Linked DNA regions of Homo sapiens: region 2 is linked to region 1. A link is a loop called in an ENCODE intact Hi-C map of the cell type or tissue named here. Cell type or tissue: MCF 10A. All regions are shown on one strand. Each heading gives the region's core, and the rest is flanking DNA. Links, peaks and the distances in the headings are about the cores only.

Region 1 (12,061 bases), core at 2,148-10,147:
GTGTGTTCTCAAGTATTTAGTTTGGCCTGTCTGTAGCCTTGGGGAATCTAGAGTAAACTTCTTAAGTCTCCAGATTATCATTGTGGGAAGGCATACGTGAGAACAAACTGCATAGAAAATTTCTAGTTCTAAAACAGCATTAATGTCCTTTGGTTTAAAGCTGTTGGCAAAATAAAATGAAATTCTTATTATTTTTTTTTGCCTTCAGAAGGTGTTTATTTTTTATTTTATTTTATTTTAATTAATTATTTATCTATTATACTTTAAGTTCTGGGGATACATGTGCAGGACGTGCAGGTTTGTTATATAGGTATACACGAGCCATGATGGTTTGCTGCACCCATCAACCTGTCATCTACATTAGGTATTTCTCCTAATGCTATCCTGAGTCCCTAGCCCCCTGAGCCCACGACAGGCACCCCCGTATGTGATGTTCCCCTCCCTGTGTCCATGAGTTCTCATTGTTCAACTCCCACTTATGAGTGAGAACATGCCGTGTTTGGTTACTGTAGCCTTGTAGTATAGTTTGAAGTCAGGTAGCGTGATGCCTCCAGCTTTGTATTTTTGCTTAGGATTGTCTTGGCTATACGGCTCTTTTTTGGTTCCGTATGAAATTTAAAGTAGTTTTTTTCCAATTCTGTGAAGAAAATCAATGGTAGCTTGATGGGGATAGTATTGAATCTATCAATTACTTTGGGCAGTATGGCCATTTTCACGATATTGATTCTTCCTATCCATGAGCATGGAATGTTCTTCCATTTGTTTGTGTCCTCTTTTATTTCATTGAGCAATGGTTTGTAGTTCTCCTTGAAGAGGTCCTTCACATTCCTTGTCAGTTGCATTCCTAGGTATTTTATTCTCTTTGTAGCAATTGTGAAGGGGAGTTCACTCATGATTTGGCTCCCTGTTGTCTGTTATTGGTGTATAGGAATGCTTGTGATTTTTGCACATTGATTTTGTATCCTGACACTTTGCTGAAGTTGCTTATCAGCTGAAGGAGATTTTGGGCTGAGACGATGGGGTTTTCTAAATGTACAATCATGTCATCTGCAAACAATTTGACTTCCTCTTTTCCAATTTGAATACCCTTTATTTCTTTCTCCTGACTGATTGCCCTGGCCAGAACTTCTAATACTATGTTGAATAGAGTGGTGAGAGAGGGCATCAATGTTTGTGCCAGTTTTCAAAGGGAATGTTTTCAGTTTTTGCCCATTCAGTATGATATTGGCTGTGGGTTTGTCATAAATAGCTCTAATTATTTTGAGACACGTTCCATCAATACCTAGTTAATTGAGAGTTTTTAGCATAAAGGGCTGTTGAATTTTGTCGAAGGCCTTTTCTGCATCTATTGAGATAATCATGTGGTTTTTTGTCATTGGTTCTGTTTATGTGATGGATTGCATTTATTGATTTGCATATGTTGAACCAGCCTTGCATCCCAGAGATGAACCTGACTTCATCATGGTGGATAAGCTTTTTGATGTGCTGCTGGATTTGGTTTGCCAGTATTTTATTGAGGATTTTTGCATCGATGTTCATCAGGGATATTGGCCTCAAATTTTCTTTTTTTGTTGTGTCTCTGCCAGGTTTTGGTATTAGGATGATGCTGGTCTCATAAAATGAGTTAGAGAGGTTTCCCTCTTTTTCTGTTGTTTGGAGTAGTTTCATAAGGAATGGTATCAGCTCCTCTTTGTACCTCTGGTAGAATTCAGCTGTGAATCCGCCTGGTCCTGGATGTTTTTTGGTTGGTAAGCTATTAAGGATATGAACAGACACTTCTCAAAAGACATTTATGTGGGAAAAAAGCTCAAACCCTACTTCTGGCTACCCACCTCCACCCTACCCCCAGTTTCTAGTAACCATTATTCTACTCTCTACTTCTATGAGATCAATGTTTTTAGCTTCCACATAAGTGAGAACATGCTGTATTTAGTTTAATTCACTTAACATAATGTCCTCTGGGCTCATCTATGTTGCCACGAATAATAGGATTTTGTTCCTTTTTTATGGCTGAATCATAAACACCACATTTTAAAAATCCATTCATCTGTTGACGACCACTTTGGTTGATTCCATATTTTAGTATTATGTATAGTCCTGCAATTGACATGGGAGGGCAGATATCTCTTCAACCTACAGATATCCTTTCCTTTTGTTACATATCCAGTAGTGGGATTAAGAAATAGTCTTTTAACAGTAAGCCTTTGGAGAACCTAATGAACTGAGCAACTATCCAGAAGCATCAATATGTGACTATCATGTCTTCAAAACACCCCCCAAATACCCAGAGTACTATGAATTCTCTCTGAAGCACTATGAAGCACCAAGAGGGAATGAAACTTGTTCATCAACTCAAATGTGGATAATTCTGGTGCATGACATAACAAACTGCTTAATAAAGGAGGGTTGTGCCTTGGATTAACCCAGAACAAAATTTTTCATTGAGGCATCTTTGATCTACAGACTGATATCAACCCAACTTTATTTTAATTCTTTCATAATCAAAATTGATTTGTTCATTAGCTCTGTTTCCAATTATATGTTTGTATAATATACAAAATCTTGTGGAATACTTTTCACTTAAAAATAAAATTACATACAAAAGTAAAAGTCATCTAAAACCCCTGCCTCAAAGAGATAAGCAATATTAACATGTCAATATTTGATTTTAAATGATCACTCTTCCCAAACATAGTCAATAATCAGAAAGGAAAATATGAACATATTATTAATCATTGCAGCCGTGGTAGCCAATCTTTTCATAAGGCATACACTCTGTGATTGGACTTTACAAAAATAGCCCACAATCCTCACATAAACTATGAAAAGAAGCTCTTTTACCTGAGGAAAGTTATGTTCAGAAAGGCTAAGGAACATATCCCAAATTACATGGACAGTAAGTGGAGAAGCAGTGCGCAAATGCAGATATATCCAAATCTAAAGCCCTTTCAGTGCCCTGTGCCTCTCAAACACCAGTGTCTCTTCTATTTCTGAAACAGACAAGGCTGGTTTGTATGCTGGGCCGTCGATAATTTTGGCATATTAAACTAATATCTTTTAAATATTCATTCAATAGTTATATAATGGAAACAGAAAAAACTGATTTTTTTTGTGAATGTGTATATTCAGAAACAAATTCACTTACTGATTCACTTCCAAGAACAAATGCAAAGCTAACATTCTTTAAAAATTTAGTAAAATATTCTCTAACTCTCAGTGTTTTCTTCTTTCTCTTTGAGATGTTTTTATTGTTTTCCAACCTAGGCCACTTCTTAGGAGGCAAATTAAAGGGTTTTAACTTGAGATGTGAAAATTATTACTTATTCCCAGTAAACAGTATCACTCAATGCATTAATGCGTTTCAGAATTTCAGCAGAATTGGACTTCATTTACAAGTGGTAAAAAATATGAAGCCAAGATGGGTATTTGCCAGCAAAAAGATATTTTTGCAAAAGCATTTTGCAAAACCCAGTGTCTCTTACTTTGGGGTTTAAAAAGATAAATGATGGTTTTGTAATTCTCCCTTCTTTTGGGGTTTAAAAAGAATAAATGGTGATTTTGTAATTTAACTAGTTTTTTTTTCTGTTTTTTGGGATCAGAGAGATGGTCTTTAGAGACTGTCTATATTTGAACTGGGAGAGGAATCCTATATATTGCTGCTTAAAAGGAGAAAAAAAGTATAGCATAAGAGGACAGAATTATGAAGAACACACTCCCTAAACAGCGGTGGAAGTTTTTCTTCAAGCATCCACAATCCAGTTCAGTCTGAGAAGTCCTTCCAATCCTCTACTATTTCTCAAGTCTTGGCATTGATAGGCCCTCCTAACCTTAGCATCAATGTCCTAAAATTTCATTTCTCTAAAAATTACCCAGCTTGGCAATTTAGAAGATCTAGTCCTTCATTCAGCAAGTATTTCTGGATGGTCTGCACTTAGCTCAGAGTCAGAGATTCACCAGTCTTCCTGGGCCAGTCTGGAGAGCTCCAGCATCACTCCCCAGGTCAGTTCTGCAAAAACCTCTTCAGTTGTCTCTTCATGAGGAAATTCACAAATTTAAATGTTAGACCCTTACATGCAAAGTCAAAAAACTAGTAAATAATAAAATCTCTGTTCTGGATGAAATGGATTAAGGAATCTAACCTGAGTTATCCAGAGCTCAGACAAATAGAGATGATTTTTAGCTTTTAGTCATGAAATCTCATCTCTCTCTCACACACACACACACACACAATTTCTTGAGTTTTACAGATCACTCTGAATTTATGGGTATATTCTTCATTTACGTATAATTCATTCATTCAAAAAATAATTAATGAACACCTACTGTCTACAACATTCTAGATCTTGACTTTTAAGAAGCCCTGGATTACCTTGAAGGAATTTTACACTTAAAATACTTTATATTTTTTAAATTTTCAGATGGATACTTGCTGTATTCTATAATGTTCAAAAAAGCATCTGGCAGGAAGCATATGAGAAAAGCTAAAATAAGACAATAGGTGACGAAGGGAGTTAGACTGAAATTGCCGGGTTCTTTGGACTTAAATACTTCATCTGTCTCATGATTGTGTTTAGGATCAGAAGTGTCTGTTAGTATTAGAACTTTGGTTCTAATTAAAAGGACCCCATGGTCATTTTTAGAAAGTAAGGGATCCATACAGATGTTGTTGTGGTGGGGAGGACTGGTTTATTTTTGAAAACAAGAGTGTGAACAACTCAAAATAAAACATGTAAGAATGAGACTATATAGTAGACTAGGTAAGCTCTCTAGTTCATAAAGTTATATAGAACTGGCTGCAAATCCCACCTTTGCAAACCACTAGTTGTGAAAACCTAGGAGTTATGAAGCCTCTGAGAGTGTCAGTTTTATTATTTGAAATAAAATTCGAAATATATTTATTATTTGAAATAATAACAGAACCTCATAAGTTAGTTTGTGAAGATTCAATATAATGATGCCTGCAAAACACTTACCACAGCTCAGAACAGTGTAGGTGTTCTCAATAATATTGAATTACAAAGAGTCCTTCTTGAAATGTAAGGGGATAACTGTATATCACTTAAAGACTATGCATAAATGTTTAGATATTTTGGGTGAAGATGGTAACATTTAGGGAAAACCTTTCGGAATTCTGAGCTCAGATGAGAATTAATAGATCAATGATGCCCTAAAATCAAGATGGTTATAACACAACTAATGGATCTAGAATTCAGTATTAAGTGCCAGACATTACAACAACAAACTTCTCTCATATTAACACTTCATGCAAACATAGAAACCCTAGTATACTGAAGAGGGTAGTGATATCATCCAAACACCAGGGGGTGCTCTAGTCTACTTTGTGCAGAAGAAACAAGCATGGATCATCCTTGTAAATAGAGAAGATGAAAGGTTTATATCAAAACATGATAAATGGTAGGACATAGACCTTTGGAACAACTCATCATTGTGGATTATATTTAGAATTGACCATAGCTTTATTTTTCTCTATTACTTTGGCTTTCAAACGTGAGCCATAACAGAGGGAAAGCAATGCAAATCGATTTCTAGTTATTAAGCCAATATTACACAGTATGGCTTGTATCACATGGTTTTTTTTAAACTCTCTTTAGAGACTCCATAGTTTGAAAGGTCATTTCCAAGTCATTTGCAGGCAAGAGAGCCTACACAAACAAACAAAATCTACTCAAACAAAATTACTGAATCTTGGCTTCTCAGATTAAGTAATTCAGTCTATTTGATGTGGCATATCTTTCATGTAACCACTCAAGAAAATAGGCATGACCATATATGGCCCCCTTTTACTCAAATATTTATTGATCATGGACTATTGCAAGGCACTGGGAATAAGAAAATTCACAAACATGAATCTTGGTTCCTAACATAATAAATCACCTGACACTGTCTTTTTCCCAAGATTTACATGTGAGTAGGAAGAGACAACTATTATACGTCTAAAAGAACAAATATATGAGAAACTGGACATATAAGTGGACAATGGTCAAGTCATGTTCAAAAACAGAACTCTGACCAACAACCTACAGGAACTTGCCCAGAAAACCAATCCTTTATTTACAATAAACATCCCAGAAAGCCAGACTGCTATAAGTCAGACTTGTAGGGAGTCAGACTGCTATTGCTAGTACTGATACCATAAGCTAAACAATAATTTCTATAACAATCAGCCCCAAATGGCCAGAATTTCATTAATAACTGACAGTTTCTCACATTTTTGTCACTGCTTTCAATATAGGACCAACCAGAAAAAAACAAAAATGCAACCCTAAACAATTACATGGAATATCCAGCTATCATTACCCCACCTGCAGCTTCTCCATGTTAAAGTCTCCAATTAGAGGGTACCTGAGGTCTTCCCACTTCTTCAATTAAGGTGTGTTTGAGGTCTTCCCTTTTCTGCATGATGAAGCTTTTCCACTCCTCTGCCTGCCTTTGAGACTTTGCCAAAATGCAAACATTGGTGGCTGACTCCCTGGCCATGGCAAGTTCTGTATAAACAGACTTTGCTTTCCTCATTTGGTTCATCTTTGTTTATTTCCATATAAATAATATGACAAGTTGAAAGAAGTATTATTGAAAACAACAGATGAGGGTCAAGGAATAGAAATACCTGTGTAGGAGAAAGGCAAAACTTTTCAAGCAAAGACCTAAAGAAAGCGAGAAACTGAGCCATGGGAATATCCAAGGAATGTCTTTCCTATGTGGAGAAAAGAGAGTGCAGCCTTGAAGAGGAAGACTGCTTATGCAGTTTGAGTAACTGCCAGGATTTCAGCTTCTCTTGGGCAATACAGGCAAGGAAAACAATTGCCAGAGATGAGTTCAGAGAGGTAGTGAGGTAGTGAGCCATTGTAAGGGGTTCGACTCTTACTCTGAGTAAGAGGAGATGCCTTTTCAGGCTTAAGCAGAGGAATGACATAATCTGACTTCATTTTTAAAAGACTATCCTGGTTGCTGTATTGAAAATATGTTGTAGGGGTGCAAGGGCTAGGAGACCAGACTGCTGAATGAAGACAAAAAAATGATGGTGGCTTGGATCAGCTGATAGTGGTGGATGTGGTGAGAAGTGATTTGATTCTGGACATATTTGCAGGCAAAACTGACATGCTGATCAGTGGAACCTGAAGACAGAAATACAAAGATGCTATGAGGGTAGCACCGATGTTTTTGGATGAATAAACTCTGCAGGAGAGAATTGCCACTGAGATGGTATAAGCAGTTTGGCGTGGTTATTTGTAACAATTGGCAATTTGGTCTTCGTCATTCTAGATTTGAGATGCCTGTGGAGATTTTCAAGGAAAATAGCAGAGTTGACATTTGCATGTATCTCTGCATTTCAGGGGAGTGCTCCAAGCTAGGGATAAAAATTTGGAAGCTGTCAGCACATACACAGAAATCAGAGCATTTATATTGTCACTCTGGAACACGTAGTGTTTAGAGGTTGGCAAAAAGAAAAATCTCGCCAAAGAGAATGTGAAAAATTCACCAGAGAGGTAAGAAAATAACCAGAAGAAAGTGACATCCCTAGAACTTAACACTGAACAAATAAGGAAGTTGTCAATGGACCACCTTCTTCTCATCTGTTAAGTAAGATGAGAACTAAGAATTCATAGCAAAATTTAACAATGTGGAAATTATCAGTGGCTTTAAAAAGAGTTTTTTATGGGAGTTATGAAGAACAAAGTCCGCTTGAAAATAATTGAAAAGAGAATGGGAGGAAATATATCAAAGAAAACAGAAGAGGCAATTCTATCGATTTTTATTTTTAAAAGAGCTTAGAAATAGCAGTAGGAAGGGGTTGCCATTCAAGGTAAAGTATTCATTTGTTTGATTTTAAAGACTGGCTGTATTGCATGGTTTGAATGCTTATGTAATAATAGGTAAAATCATGACCCACCTAAGATGTCCACATTTTAATCCCCAGACCCTGTGAATATGTTATCTTACATGGCAAAAATCCTTATATGTGATGAAAAATCTTGAAAGGAAGAGATTATGTGATTTTAAAAAAACTCTTGAAATGAAGAGATTATGTAATGAAAAATCTTGAAATGAAAACGTGATGAAAAATCTTCAAGAGATTATGTGGGAATATCTAGGTAGGCCCAGTGAAATCACTAGTTCTGATAAGGGAAAGAAGAAAGCGGAAGAGTTAGAAGAGATGTGAGAGGAGAAAGAGAGAGAGCAAGAGAGAGAGAGAGAGAGAGAGAGGAGAGAGAAAATGCTACACTGATGAATGCGAAGATGGAAGAAGGAGCCATGAGCCAAGGATGAAGGAAGCCACTAGCTGAAAAAAGACAAAGAAATGGACTTTCCCCTAGTGCTGCTAGAAGGAATATAGCCCTGCCTATCTATTTTGGACTTCCGACTCCAAGAAGAGTAACATAATAAGTTGGTGCTCTTTATGCCACTAAATGTTTGTAATTTGTTACAGTAGCAATAGGAAAGCAGTAAAATGCTCTATTAGATTGGAGTAATCCCATTTGGAGTTGTCCCACTTTCCTGGGCCAGACCAGTACACATCTTACACATATTGATTGATGTCTCTCATGTCTCCCTCAAATGTGTTAAAGCAAGCTGTCCTCCGACCACCTCGGACCCTTCCTTAATCTTGGCAAAACACGTTCTAAATTGATTGAGACTCGTCTCAGATATTTTGGGTTCACTTATTATTGAGAATATAAGAGGTGAAATTATTGAGAATAAAAATGTCTAGGCAGTCATTCTCTTGGGCTACATATAAGCCCCACCTGGAGAATTTAAATCAAAACAATTAAATCAACATCTGGGAGGATAGAGCCCAGATGTTAGTATTTTCTTAAATTTCTCCTATATACTTCTAATATTCAGTTAAGATTTGTGTGCCTTTCAAGTAGCTGGCTGAGCTGAAGTAGAAAGTAGGATCATTGGAGATGATGGTGGGGAATGGAGAGGCCCAGGACATCAGCCGGATTATCATAATGTATCATGAATTCATTTTCAATAAAGACAAAAATATTGGTAGAGAAAGCGACAGAAAGGCAAAAGCTAAAATGTTCAAAGAATGAGAGAAAGTGACGCAGGAGTCTTTAAGTGACTATATCAAGTGTGAAGAAGAGGGATAGAAGTATATAATATAATCTGATAGCAAGATCTTTAGATTTGGAGGTTTTAGGACAATGGGAGAGGTATTGATTTAAAGTTGGCAATGACGCTGAATAAGAGGAGAATGCCTCTTTGCTTCCAAGGCTGAAATCAAATTTAGTTGAAGCATTTGGGTCAGTAAAATAGCCTTCCCCTTTCTCTAGATCACTGCAGGCAAAAATACATTTTCAGGGAGGGTGTAGGTGGCCAGGTTTTCCTGGAGCGCACAAGCGATGGAAATATTCATAACGGAGGCTGGAAGACGCGATTTGACTGATTAGGGAACACACGATCCAGAAGGAACAGGAAATGACACTTACATTGTAAAGATGAATGAGATAACGTGTGAGGTGGAATTGACTTTTTTAAGGAAAAGCAATAAGGAAATCTCAGCTGTTTACTGATACAGTTCTTGGAAACTCTCATTATTATCATAGATTAGGCTTTTGTCCCTCTTAGCACAAGGACAATTGAATTAATTATTTTTCTAAGGAATCTTGGGTAGAGTGTTGCCTGGGTGTTATTAAAGATATAAGAAAGAAATAGGTGAGTTTCTCTCCACCCGCCTCTACCATTACATATGGGAAATGTTTATAGAACTGTAATTTCAAATATTTGACAAATATATGGATCTAAACTACAAATTGTATGTAACAGTAGTTCTGTTTAAAGACTTACTGCTATACCCAGAGATCCGTCCCAAGAATTACTGGACACTTAATTACCCTTGAGTAAGATACTCTTATGCATATGTATAATTCTGTGACAGACACTGATAGTTGGCTGCCCAGTATCCATTTTTCCTTCTTATTTTCTAAGAGAACACTGACATTTTTCAGAGCATAAACGTGCCCTGTTAAAAATATTCTCCTCTCAATATTTTCTTGACCTAGAGATTACCACGTCACCCATGTCTGGCCTGTGAGACCTAAGTGAGAATCTCCTAGGTCAGTCTCCCTAGAAAGTTTTGTATTTTCTGATAGAGACAGTCTCAGGAACATGGACACACTTGCCTTTCCTTTGCCTGCAGGTGACAGCCGTTCTGAGACTCTGAGGACAAATGGTACATGCTTGGTTGCTAGAATCAGGCCTCCAGACAGAGTTTCTGTCCTTGAGGACTTAACAGAGCAGCTGCACCAGCCCTGAGCTGCCAAACTCTAGAATTTTTTTTTAAGAGAGAAAAATAAACATCTTATTTGTATAAGCAGCATGAGTGTGTATTACATAAAGCCAAGCGTAATTGCAAGCAAATATAATTTACTTCCGAAAAAAAAAAGTTCAAAAATACATTATTTTATTCCCTACTATAAGTAAAAAAGATATTTAATCAGTAGATTACATAAATTATGCTTATGCATATTCACACAATGAAACACAGTATCATCATAAATATAATGAGGTAGACAAATATGTAATGACATAAAAAATGTTCATGATAGAGTATTAGGTGGAGGGAAAAACAGCCAACCAAACAGCATCTCTACTATGTCTTGACTAGATTTATTTTCCTCTAAATCTTATCTTTTTTAATTTTAATTTTTTTCACTTTTATTTCAGGTTCAAGGGTAAATGTGCAGGTTTGCCATATAGATAAATTGTGTGTTGAGGGAATTTTGTGTCAAGATTATTTCATCACCCAGATAATCAGCATAGTACCCGATAGGTAGTTTTATTTTTTTCAGGTTTGGCTGTGGTGAGTCAGGGTCATAGTCAAGTTCACAGATAGAGCCGAATGGGAATACCAAAAAGACACCAGTTTGTTCAGTCTGGAGTGGCTGGCTGCATCACAGTATAAGAAACATATGATTATCTCTTTTATGTCACTGTAAATGGTGGCAAATTCTCAAAATTCTCCCAAAGCCAATTAAAAAAAGTTTTAAAAATTGTATTATTCATTTTTCTTTTATCCTGATTAAGTATATTGGCTAATTTTTTGCCACAATATAGCTTATAACTGCTTCAAGAAAAACCTTTTACCCGTGATTTTGGGGAAATCAATATTATGCAACTATTAAATTTATTAAATAATATTTAGATTTGGGGGTAACTTTTTAGAATTCAGAGGACCTTATGTCTCTAATTATTGTTAATGTTGAACTCATTTATTTGCAGGCAAAAATTGCGTTATAATCTGGCTTCTAAATTCACATGTGATATGCTCCAGGGAATACTGTGTTTTCATGTTTTTTAAAAAAATGTTCTTTAAATGCTATATGTTTAATTATAGAAAAAAGTAAAGTCTAAAACTACTCTGACCCATAGGCTATTCGTGTGAGCAATTGCATGCCTAAATAATTAGCACTTCTATTTACAAACACAAGCTTAATACCAGCAAAATATCCACTGTAAAGTCTAAGATGTTTTAATGAAGCATTTTACATATACTCGACACACAAGTGCTTGGGAAACCTAACAGGCTTATTTTATAACCCTTCACATCATCTGGACAAGAATTATGATTACTGTCGAAAATATATCCACCATGTTTACACCGTTTTTTCCCCCCAAATCACTGATTAGTACATTTACAGCCAGCTAAGAGATGCATGGTTTGGTTTTTCTGTTTTTTTGTGTGTGTGTTATGTTTACAGCTGGTAGCTTTTGAATATTCTTTGAAAATGCTATACTCTAGAGATCACCGCCTGATTGAATTTTGCAGGCTTTGCCACTCAGGTGAGTGAAGGTTTGGCATTTTATTGCCTTAGACACGGATCACACACACTAAGCAAAACAACAACAACAAGAAACCCAAAGCTATTTCAATTTATCAAGGGGGCCACACCTAAAATATTAAATAAGGTGAAACCTTTCGTGATCAGTAATTCTCTTAAGCTTTAGGTGCTTTTTTTCTACGCAGTTTTTTACATTTCTCTAATGATTATATGAAAAAGTACAGCTGATTTATGTGGCTGTCTGCTATCTT
Region 2 (12,061 bases), core at 3,514-11,513, 250 kb after region 1:
TAACTATATAAGGCTATAAAGAGGAGCTGCTCTGATTCTGTAGCCACAGGCAGAAATGTAAGTGACATTATCAAGGTGACTTTCAGAGACCAAAGTTGGGGCCAGAGTACGTACTCAGATACTCCTTTGCCTACAGCTGGCTAGATTTCCATCTTTACTGCTGTCTTGGGTATGACAGCATGTCATGGAGGATTTTCTGTGGCATTGCTGGAGACTGTAAGCCACATTTTAACATTCTTTACTCTTCCATGGTGTGCACCAGATAGGAGCATATGGTTCCAAATGTCTGTGGCAGTCGGGTAGAGGACACAATAAAAAAAAGTTGTTTTATGTTGAGAATATAAAAAAGAGAGACAAATAATGCAATGAATTGGCCACTGGAAAGAAGGCAGCTTCAATGTTTTAAATTGCCTATTATGGTTGTTACAGAAGAAAAACAGAGAGAGTTAAAACATTGATAATGTCTACTGCTGTGAGGGGAAAAACTGTTCTCATTGATTATTGTAGAACTATTCAATGAGAAAAAAATCAATATTACTCTAAGATTGTCAAGTCATTTTACAGAATACAGGTACTTTGTAATAATATTTTACAAAAGATTGTCTTTTTTAGGATTTAAAAAGATAGAGAGTCAGTTGATAAACTGGTCTGGTTTCCTGTGTGAATTTTCAGCTCAATAATTTTACTGTGGTGGAAGGAAATTTGTTTACCTTGCCCTGGAATAAATATCCACCTAACCGGGCTCTTACTTGTTTTCTTCTCATTATGTAGCAAGCTTTTGGAGATCAGTTCATTTGCCCCAAATGTCTGAGCTGCACAGAAGTAATGCATTTCCATTTTTAAACACTTGGGATTCAGTGGGTTTTTTTGTTTTTATTTTTTAATGACTGAGGTCACCTACTCACCTATTCACAGGCAATTAGTACACAGATTTGGAGATACTTTTAAAATTTACTGGCCATGGGAAAACTCAGGCCACTTTAATCAAGTGATATCTTATAATATGCCTTACTTCTTAAAGAAGGAGATACATTAAATTCGTAAAGTAGGAAACAGTTTGCCTTAAAGAAAGAGATTATCAAATGCAATTCTTGTGACCTACGTTGCTGTGACCAGGACATTAAGAATAAGATTAATTACCCAGTCTTCAAAAATTGTAATTATCTAACAATTATGAGCTAGCTAAAAAAAGAACAGTGTAGGTGAAAAGTATAAAAAGGTTGAGAAATATCTAGGGTCTCCTCAGAAGCAGACACGCAGACGAGGATTTGAGTGTTGTTAGTTAATTTGAGAGACAATTCCAGGAAAGAATAGTAGAGGAGTAAGGATATGGGACAAGGAAGGAGAGGAAGCCAATAAAGATGCACCGACAAGCAAGTGATCACTCAGGCAACTGGAACTGAATCCCTTTGGGAAACCGGAAAAAGTATAGAACATACCTTGGAGTTTTCCCAATGGGTATTACTTCCAGTGACATTGACTCTCTAGCACTAAACGCAAACTTCCATAGTCAAAAAGAAAGGAAGGAAGGATGGGGGGAAGAGGGAAGGAGGGAAGGAAGGAAGGAAGGAAAGAAGGAGGAAGGGAGGGAGGGAAGGAGGGAGGGAGGGAAGGAGGGAGGGAGGGAAGGAAGGAGGGAAAGAGGGAGGCAGGGAAGAAAGAAAGAAAAGAGTCCTTAGGCAGAAAGTCCCAGCTGTATTCAGGAGGCCATGTTCACATATAGTGGAAACTGCTGAGAACATATGGATGGGGCATTGAGAGCATCTGCTAAAGCAATGTATTTATTTTAAAATTTAATTAATTTATTTATTTTTAAAGAGATAGGATCTCATTCTGTCACCCTCATAGCTCACTGCAACCTCAGACTCCTGGACTCAAGCAATCCTCCTGCCTCAGCCTCCTGAGTGGCTGGGACTAAAGGCATGCACCACTACTCATGGCTAAGTTATTAAAAACATTTTTTTTAGAGATGGAGTCTCTGCCTAGGCTTGTCTCAAATGCCTGACCTGTAATGATTCTTTCACCTCAGTCTCCCAGGTAGCTCGGACTACAGGCAGGCACCACCATGCATGGCTAATTAAAAAAAAATTTTTTTTAGAGAAGTCTCACTATGATGCCAGGCTGGTCTCAATCTCCCAACTGCTAGTGATCCTCCCACTTCAGCCTCCCAGGTAGTTGGGACTATAGGTGTAAGCCATCATGCTTGTCTTGCTATAACAATTTATATTAAAAGTTATAAAATAAGTGCTTCTGGATAAAGGTGGAGGATTGAACACTTTTCCCCCAGAAATCTCACAAAAATGACAATTAAAGTACAAGGAATGGGAAGATAATCAGAGAAGTGGAAACTTTCTTGGCCAACTGAAGAATTCTATATCTTAAAGTAGTACTGCCGAAAGGCAAGAATCAAGCTAATCTTCAGAGTAGAAAACTCATTGCTCAGAACTAGAAGCCTGGATCACATCAGGACCTGCAGCAAACAGAGAACTAGTATGAAAGGGCTTGCTGGAAAGCTCTTTAGGACACAATTGACTTCACGCTACTGGATAACATCCTCTCCCTATAACTTTCACATGAAACAGGGGCCATAGTCTCATGGAGTTGATGTTTGCCAGCTCTTTTCTTTCACTCGACTCCCAGAGGGCACCAGAAGAATCTTCTCTTGGGAATATAATCAGCCCAAGAAAAAACTCTTAAACATACTCTCAAACACATATATACTGACATCGGAGTTTTCCTGATGTCACTCCAGGTCCCTCTTTAGAAAACCTTAGAACCCCCTAAGTCCTGCTTATTGCATTCAGATCTTACAATCCACATTCCAGTTCCCTTTCCTTAAACATGAGCACACAACAAAGGGTTAAAGGACATTTAAGGAAGTTTTTCACCTTGAAAGTTGGAGACTAAAATACATGGAAAAAAAAAGGAACTTAAAAGCAAGAGACTATTTGGAGGAAAAGTCTCCCAATAATATCCTTAGAGAGTTAAAAAATAATGTTGCATCTATAAAACAAAAATAACACATTAAAAAGTCAGATGAAAAATAAATCAAAAACACAAGAGCATAAATGAAAAAAATCATAAAAGAATTGAACAATAAAGTTGAGAAAATATTCCAGAAAGTTATACAAGTTGACAAAGAGAGGAATTAACGCAATACATACAACACCGGAATAAATTGAATTTTAAAGAGAGCTATTTTAAGCACCTTTACTCAGGACGTTACTCAAGCATGTTCTGAGAGAAGGAGAGAGATAGAGATAGAAATAAAGACAGAGAGACATGGAGGCAAAAAGAAGGAGGAGAAGGAGTAGAAGAGGGAGAAGAAGGAGAAAAAGAAGGAGACAAGAACAAGAGTGGGGAGATGGGGATAGGACAGCAAAGTAAACTATAAACCCTGAACAGTGATTGAACCTAAAATTGTAGTATTTTAAAAAGAGGAGAGACTGGGCGTGGTAGTTCATGCCTATAGTCCGAGCACTTTGGGAGGCTGAAGTGGGAGGATCATTTGATCCCAGGCATTCAAGACCAGCCTGGGCAACATGGTGAAACCCCATCTCCATAAGAATATAAAAATTAGCCAGGCATAGCATTATGTACCTGTAGTCCCAGCTACTCAGGGGGCCGAGGAGGGAGGATCACTTCAGCCCCGGAGGTCCAGGCTGCAGTGAACAATGATTGTGCCACTACACTGTAGCCTGGGTGACAGAGTGAGACCCTCTCTCAAAAAAAAAAAAAGAGGAGAAAGAGAAAATCAATTTAATCAGATGAAGGTGTTAAAGAGTAAAATCATGTCAATATTATCTATTGACATAATGGAAGTCAGTAGATAATACCTCAAATTGATGAAGTCGACAAACACTATTTATGTATACGACGGAGAAACAGAAATATAAGATGCATAAATAGTGGACAAAATAGCTGAAAGAATTGGAGAGCAGGAGCTGGAGGAAGAGGGAGAAGTGGTACTGCTTCAGTATGTTTTTATTTAGTACTATTTAACTTTTAAAATGATATGCATGTATTGCTTTGATAAATAAAATATAATAATTTAAAAAACAGATGACATTTGCTGTATGAGATTACGAGGAGAGAAATTAAACCAGATGTAATAATTAGAAATTTGGCTAATTTACATGATTTAAATATGAAGGGGTTTAATGTGTTTTGTTGTCAGGAGCCTTAAATTGAAATTCCATAAGGAAGGGTAGGCTGAATAAAAATTAGAGCGTCGTAACGGTTGTGAGCTTCAATTTTAGCTTTTTAAAGGCAATTTCTAGCTCTCTAACTTTAAGTTTTCTGTGCATTTATTTAATCATTCCCTGAAATAATTTGAGCTTATAAGATTGCTGAAAATAATGATTAATGAAACACTATGTAAAAGCAAACTTTCATCAAACATTGACTACATTAGTGAAACACAGGAGACGTACCATGTTATACCTCCCTGCCTGAACTGAGATTTCTTTGTTATAGCTTACGGAATTCTTGACATTCTAAGCATTCAGATCTAATCAGTCTGCCAATACGAATTGAGTTCCTACTATGTGTCAGAAGTCGGGAGTGGCTCTGGACGTGCACAGAGCCACAGCATCGTATGCACGCACAAACCCCGCTCTCCTGGTTCTTGAAATCTAAAGGAGAGAGAGAAACATTAAACAAACGAATAAATAGTTAACATTAAAGATAAGTGGTGAGGAGGAAAAGTACAGCATGCCAAGAAGGAATAAACTGGGTTGACTTATTTTTCACTGTGGACCCAAGGAATGCCTCTCTGAGAAATGAGATACTCAGGAATAAATAATCCTTAACCAGGTAACCTGTGAGAAAAAGGATGCTTAAGGACTGAGAGCGGTTTAGGGAAATGTGCTGTCATGAGGAGTTGGGCATGACTGGGGAACAGAAGAGGACCGGTGGCCCTGAAGCCGAATGAGAAGGAAGAATTCTGGAGAAGTAGAGTGGGGAGGAACACCAGAAGCAAAAGCAAGGAGAAGCTGGTATTGTGGCCCAGGCTGGTGGGGAACTCCTCCTTGTGAAGCATGTAACTGGGTGGATGAATGATGGCAAATGAGTACAGGTGGAAAAGATGCATCTGGCTCCAAGGTTTTACATCAGTTTTAGAAGAAATTCTAAAATCCTCAGGGAGGCCTGTAAGGATCCCTAGGGACCTAGAATCTGCCCACGTTTCCCATCTCATCTGGTGCTACAGTCTCTCCAGCTCACAGCAGCCAAATACGCTTTAAGACCTTTTCTATCACTGGGAACTGCTTTCTGTAATAGAGCCTTCTCTCTGCCTGGAATGTTCTTCTCGTCCCCCTTGCAGTCACTCCCAAGTTCCCTTTAAGGCAATGTGTAAAGCTTCCTTCCTCTGAGCAGTCTTTCCTGAGCTCCTAATAGAAGCCAAGTTCCACTTTCAAAATCTCTTCTCACATCTATTAGCTTTTCTTCATGGAAACTACATTCTGTCCCTGTGCCTCAGTGTCCTTTTTTTGTAAAAGAGAAGAACTAATATGAGTAACCATCTCAAAGGGTCATGGGGACTTGGGACTGCAGGGCACTAAAAGTAGTGCCTGGTATATAGTAAGGGCTCTGTAAACATTAGCTATTATTTGAAGGAAGCTAGGCCCAAAAGAATATATTCACGCTAAGTCTCAAAACAGGCTTTTTATTTTTGAGACAGAGCTTTGCTCTGTCACACAGGCCAGAGTGCAGTGGCGCGATCTTGGCTTACTGCAACCTCCACCTCCTGGGTTCAAGCAATTCTCCTGCCTCAGCTTCCGGAGTAACTGGGATTACCAGGCACGTGCCACCACGCCCAGGTAATTTTTGTATTTTTAGTAGAGACAGGGTTTCACTATGTTGGCCAGGCTAGTCTCAAACTCCTGACCTCAAGCGATCCACCCACCAGGCATGAGCCACCATGCCCGGCCTATTTGCAGGACTATTTACATGATCATAAGCCCCATGAAGGCAAGAACAATACCTATTGGCTGGGCCTCTGATAACTAATGTAGTCCCTGAAACAAACGATAACAAATTAAAACATAAACTTCATGCTGTCACTTCTCTATTCAAAGCTTTCAGTGACTCCCATTTCATCCAGAAGAAAAGTCAGTCCTTATGCCAGCCCACAAGTCCTTAGCAGATGCATGCACCTGCTGCCTCTCTAATTTCACCTTTGCTACTCCTGTGTCACTCATGACTTTCCAACCACAGGAGAATTAACTGGAGTTGGTGGTTTTGCTACATTGTAAATGTACTAAATGGAATTAAATTGTTTGTTTTGAAAAGGTTAATTGCATGTTATGTGGATTTAATCTCAATTTGTTTTTTAAAAAGCTGGGGCTTTAGAACCATAGTGACCCAGCTCTAATTCTGTCACTCAGCTCTATCATTTCTGACATCTGCTTCACCTCTCTGCCTCAGTTTCTTTAGCTGTGATATGTGCATAACAGTAGTACTTACCTCTTAAGGTTGCTGTATTAGGTAAGTTAACGCCTGTAAAAATATGAAGAACAGCGTCTGGCATATAAAATAAATACAAATAGATGCTCATTATCTTAAGGAAAAGCTCATTCTATTTATAAACAAAGGAGAGCAAAAATATGAGCCATCCTTTTACAAAATTTCTACAATTTATATTGACTCTTAGGTCTGGAACAGGAAGTGGAGAATATGAGTCTAACCACTTCATGCTATGGTTGAGGCAGTTAAAGTCCGAGGAGGTGATGTGACTTCTCCAAGAGCAGTGAGCTGTAGTCAGTGGTCAGCCCAGGGCTGGCTCCCAATACCCTGAGTACTCAGCCTGGATCTTTCCTTCTTTAGCCTGTGATGAGTCCAACATATGTATGAAATTAGCTAAATACCAACTAGGTTCAGACCCTCCATGTGACTGAATTTCTTTAGAGTCTCAGGTTATTACAATAGGATGTGAAGGGATAAATAACAGAGATAGGTTTTCTTTTGTTTTTTTTTTTTTTTTTTTTTTTTTTTTAAGATTTCACTACAGCTGCTTTCCACAGTGCTTTGGCAGATAGACCAGTGTTAGTACAGAAATTACAGTAAAATTGTTAAGGTATGTGTAATGATAGCCACTTTGCTGAAAATGAAATTATAAAAGAAACCCCTACTCCATATAGCATTTTGCTGAAATCTGAAGAAGCACATGTAGTGTTATACTCTGGTTTTCCTAGACATGAACTCAGGATAACACTAAACATTAAGCTGATCAATGTAGGTGCTTTGAATGAAATTAAAAGAGAAATTAGTCTCCTTATTCAACTCAATCTTACAAATCTGCTGCTATAATTTATAGGTTGTACATCTTATGAGAGAGCATCACTCATTCATTTATTCATTCAGTGAGTAGTAATCAAGCTCCCTCTAAGCACCAGGCACAGTGTTACACACTAAGGTTTCAAGCAAACAGAACAGACAAAGAGTCCACTCTCAGAGAATTTGTAATAAAATAAATAAAACAAGTAGAGAGTTAATAATGACCAGGAGGGATCTAAGAAGGGCCTTGTGAAGAAAGCCAGTGGGAGGAGCTAATTTAGATCAAACAGACAGAATGGATAGAAAGAGGCAAATGAGAGAAGAGAGACAATTAAGAGTTTATTGTAATAGACCAGATGGAAGATGGAAGATCATGGTGATTTAGGCTAGTGCCGTGGCTCTCAATCAGGGGTAATTTTGTACATCGGAGGGCATTTATTTGACAATGTCTGCAGACATTTTTGTTGTCCCACCTTGGGAGGAGGATACTGCTGACATCTAGTGGAGAGAGCCCTGGGAAGTGGCTAAAAGTCCTACAAAGAACCGGACAACTGCCTTCATAAAAAATAATTTTCTAACCGAAAATATCAATAGTTTTGAGGTTGAGAAACCCCAGGCTAGTATGATATCAGTGGAGTATAGAGAAGCTGACTAAAGACATACTCTGGAGGTAAAGCCATTATAAAAATAAACTGATACGGGAGTAGGTGAAGAAGTAAGGAAAAAAATGAAGGGTGACCTCCTGATTTTCCAGTTTTAATGGCTGGGTGGAAGGTGGTGTTCATATTGAAATAAGAAAATTTGGGAGAGGATTCAGTGCGGGACAATGACATGGGACAGAATCAAGGATTTGAGATGTTGGCTCACTTAGAAATGGTCACTAAAATTGGCTGCATGAATCGGGAGGTTTGAGCAAAAGACAACATTTGGGAATCTTTGGCTAAAAGGTAGTATTTAACATCATAGAAATATATGATATGACCTAGCGAAAAAAGCATAAAGAAGTAGTCAAGAACTCAAGATTTAGACCCTACATCAGCTACACAGTCCCAGCAGGCTCTAAAAGCCACTTGATCTTTTGTTTTTGGTGCCATGAGTAACATTTTAAGTTTCCTCAACTATGCTCACAACATTTTGAAAAGACTGTATAACATTCGCATTCCCCAGGTTACTCTAAGCTATTTTTCTTTGTATCTGTTATCTCCTAAAAATTAAGTAATTTAAAATGGATTAGTATCTAAGTAATGCCACCAGCTCTCATAGGAAGCACAATGCTGCATGTCATTGTACTGTTTTATTGTTAACCACGGTGTATCAATTTAAGCTTAAGATTTGGGGAATGGGAAAAAGACGGCATGCATTCAATTAGACATGTTTATTCTTAAGAGGGCACTATGAGAAAATGTGAATCAAGAGTGATTACCAGAGTCATTTCGGGCAAAAAATAACTGGATGAATATATGTACAAAATACAGTCCTTCTAAAAAGCACAAAACAAATTAACAGCAGCTGCTGATCACTCATGAGTAACTCAACACCATGAGCCTGTGTACATGAGCAGTGGAGAGAAGCATTTTAACAAGGAAATAAATTTCAGTTTTAAGCTTTACAGAATTTTACAGATGATACAGAAACATAACTGCAGTGTGCCATTTAGTTTTCGAGAAACTTCCTTTAGGAAATCTCTCTAATATCTCTAATTATCAAAATGAACTGTTTCCTCATAAACCAGAGACAATACAGGTAAAAAGTAGCAAAACTCCTGAAATAGTATCAGAACAATTATGATTACCATATAATTAATTGGACCAGTGTTGTTGACTTCTTGCCCAAAAAACAAAATATTTCAGTCTCTGCAATCTGGGGCAGATTATTACTAGAAATATATGCATGGATTCCTTTAACCAGAAAAGTAATGACCACAAATAAACTAAAATATGCTGAGTAACAAGGACCTTGGGAAATTCTTCACATGCAGTAGCTCATATAATCCTCCAATGGCCCTGTAGTGTTATTATTATCCTCATTTTACAGATGAAGATATCAAGTCATAGAAAGTTTATTAGTTAGTATAGAGAAGCTTATGCTGCAGTAACAAATATCTCAAAATTGTAGTGGATTAAAACATAATGTTGAGCTGGGACTGATTTGTTAGCAGTGTGTTGCTGTTCTAGAAACATTCAGAGCAACTCCCTTACAAAAAATTACTCAGGGATTGAGGCTGCTTTCATCTTAACCTCTAGAACTTGTGGCTTTCAGAGTTACTCTGGCAGGGAAAGAGAGTCCTGGAAGTCATGCAGGATCTTTTTTCACTGTCTTCCTTTTCTCCTGGCAGCAGTGCACTTCCACTCATATTTTATTGGCCAAAAATGGTCACATGATTCCAACTAATTGAAAAGGTAGATTCCAACTAATTGAAAAGGTACAGGCTTTCATGAGCCAGAGAAAGGGAAAACTAGATATACGTAAGCACCAGCAATGGACTACAGGCAGACATAAAAATTTAACCAAAGCTAAAAACATAGACTTGGTAAAACCAGAATTTAAACCCAGTTTGTTCAAAAGCTGACTTAATTCTAGACCTTGGGTCTTCAAACTTTAGCCACTCACTATCTGCTATGTATTGGTCTTTGATGTACCCAGAGAAAATAGATGACTAAAAATGCTTACCACAGACCTTTAGGTTTAAAAATAAACCCTCTAACAGATTTACATTCATTCTCACTTTAAGAAATACTTACTAATCCCTTTTAAACCACTGATTCTTTGAGTTTTGAAGCATCACTTCCTGAAGAACCCCTTTCCAAACTCTTAAATGGGATTACACTACTTTTTTTCTTTACTTCCATAACACCATTTTGTAAAGCTCATCATACTTTAATGCCAATGAGTTCCAGAGTGGCAGCAATCATATCCCTCTGTGTCTCCAGAGATTGGCACAATACCTCACACAACGTGGGCTCTCAAAAAATATGCATAAATAAATGAATAGTTTGACTTTGCCTCTTTTCTGAAGCAGGTCATGCTACTGTTTTTCTTAATTTTTATTTGCACAGGAAGGGTCTCGCTATGTTTCCAAGGCTGGCCTCGAACTCCTGGTTTTAGGTCATCTTCCCTCCTCAACATCACCAAAGTGCTCCAATGTAAGCCAGCACACCCAGCCTTGCCGCTGTTTGATATTCTCTGGTCTTAAAAATGCTCCCCGAATGAGACAAAATTTACTCTTCTACAATTTCCCTCTGACAATCTTATTTTTCTTAGCTCTTCTCACATATCTAACACTGAATAAGGCTACTTTCTTTTAACACAAGAATTCTTCAAATGTCTGAAGATAACCAGCATGTGCTCCTAATTCCTCTTGGTTTCCTCAATCTTTCCACGCAAAAATGCATTCCTAAATCCCTATCAGTCCCTCTTCTTATCTGCAGACATGTTCTGCTTTGTTAACTCTCATCCCAAAGTGTCCAGAACCAAGCCTACTACTTGAGATATGAACTGACTAGCTTTCCACAGTGGAGTTCTAACCTCCCTTGGAGAATGAACATGCATTTTCCCCACCATAGGGTTTTTAGTGAAAAGTATAGTGTCTGACACCACAAACAAAATACTCAGTAGGTATTTGTTGAATAATGAATGAATTAATTAATTAATACACGAATGGACTTTAAGATATATTAGATTCCTTTTGCAATTGTTTCCCACTCTAGGCTCATATAACAACTGTGGACATACTTTTCATATGGATTTGGTCAGTTCTTCAAAATCTATTTACCAGTTAAAAAAAAGAGATGTTAATATAGACCTAGCAAACATATATATAGAACATTCCCCACAAAACTCGAAGGAAATTAATCCAACATAATCAAATGCTGATTTCCCTAGGGAAGTGTCCTTGTCCTTCTACAGAGAAACAGTCTCCAAACCTACATTGCTAAAATAGCCTATCTTTCAGTATTCAGACCTGACAGTTAAAAGAAATGAAGAAAAGTAGCGGCGCTGGAGGCTGCTTCTATCTCAGTGGCATGTGTAAATGGAAGCAATTTGCAAGAGATTATCTTGGGTCCAAATAGGAATGAAGCCACTATAATCTTGGAGTACTGAAGCTTTCTCATTCCTCTCCCCCTTCCCCTGTTCATCATCCTCGTCAGAGTCAAAACAGGAGCCCCGGTATTTTCCAAAATATTGGAGGTGATTTTCCATTAAATGATGGGACGAGTCATAGCTGGCTGTCTATAAGACCCCCTAACAGGTGCACACGGACATTACCAAGAAGGCTTCCTTGCCACTCACAGCGGACAGCAGAGGCTTTCTCTGCTCGGACCAATAGTTTAGATTTGATCTGTCTTGAGAATGCAACACTCGATCGACTTCCCAGCAGCAGAGCGCAAAGTTGAGGGAGAGAAAAAAGAGCGTGTGTGTGTGTGTGTGTGTCTGTGTGTGTGTCTGTGTGTCTGTGTGTGTGTGTGCGCGCGCGCGCGCGAGTATCTTGATCAGTGGGGTTGGGGCGGGCAGTAAATAAAGGGTGGGGCCAGCGAGGGGAGGAGGAAAGCAAAGATTCAGAGAAGCCGGAACGTGGCTCCGCTCCCAGTTAACCTGCTGGAGCTCATCAGGCTTGCTCAGAGCCCCTGCACCAACTCACCCTGTACCCTCTCTCCTTCTTCGTTAGTCTTCTTTCCCCCTTTTCCCTCCTCTGTCTGTGCCTATCCCCCGACTTTTGCATCTGACCAAAGGACGAATGAGGGAGACGTTCCTGCAGATCGGGGCAGCAACTTTCCTCAGCTGGTCT

What was found. A loop is a pair of places that touch in the nucleus more often than their neighbours do. Peaks named below come from ENCODE experiments on the same cell type or tissue, not always from the same donor. Only the 100,000 strongest peaks of a DNase experiment are listed, where the experiment ranks them.
Region 2: it touches region 1 in a loop (4-fold over the local background); 7 of 110 quality-filtered maps call a loop at or near these places.

The regions. Positions count from the first base shown.
Region 1 is chr21:30,188,153-30,200,213 of GRCh38, reverse strand. No RefSeq gene overlaps it. Among named protein-coding and RNA genes, the nearest start is that of LINC00307, 18 kb to the left of the region's middle. In MCF 10A, for the core only: a CTCF peak has its summit at 5,314 (motif pointing right); a DNase peak (open chromatin) is centred at 5,323.
Region 2 is chr21:29,939,797-29,951,857 of GRCh38, reverse strand. It overlaps GRIK1 (glutamate ionotropic receptor kainate type subunit 1), which reads left to right and starts at 11,862. Exons shown (of 18, transcript NM_001330994.2): 1 at 11,862-12,061. In MCF 10A, for the core only: a CTCF peak has its summit at 7,704; no DNase peak of the experiment used is centred there.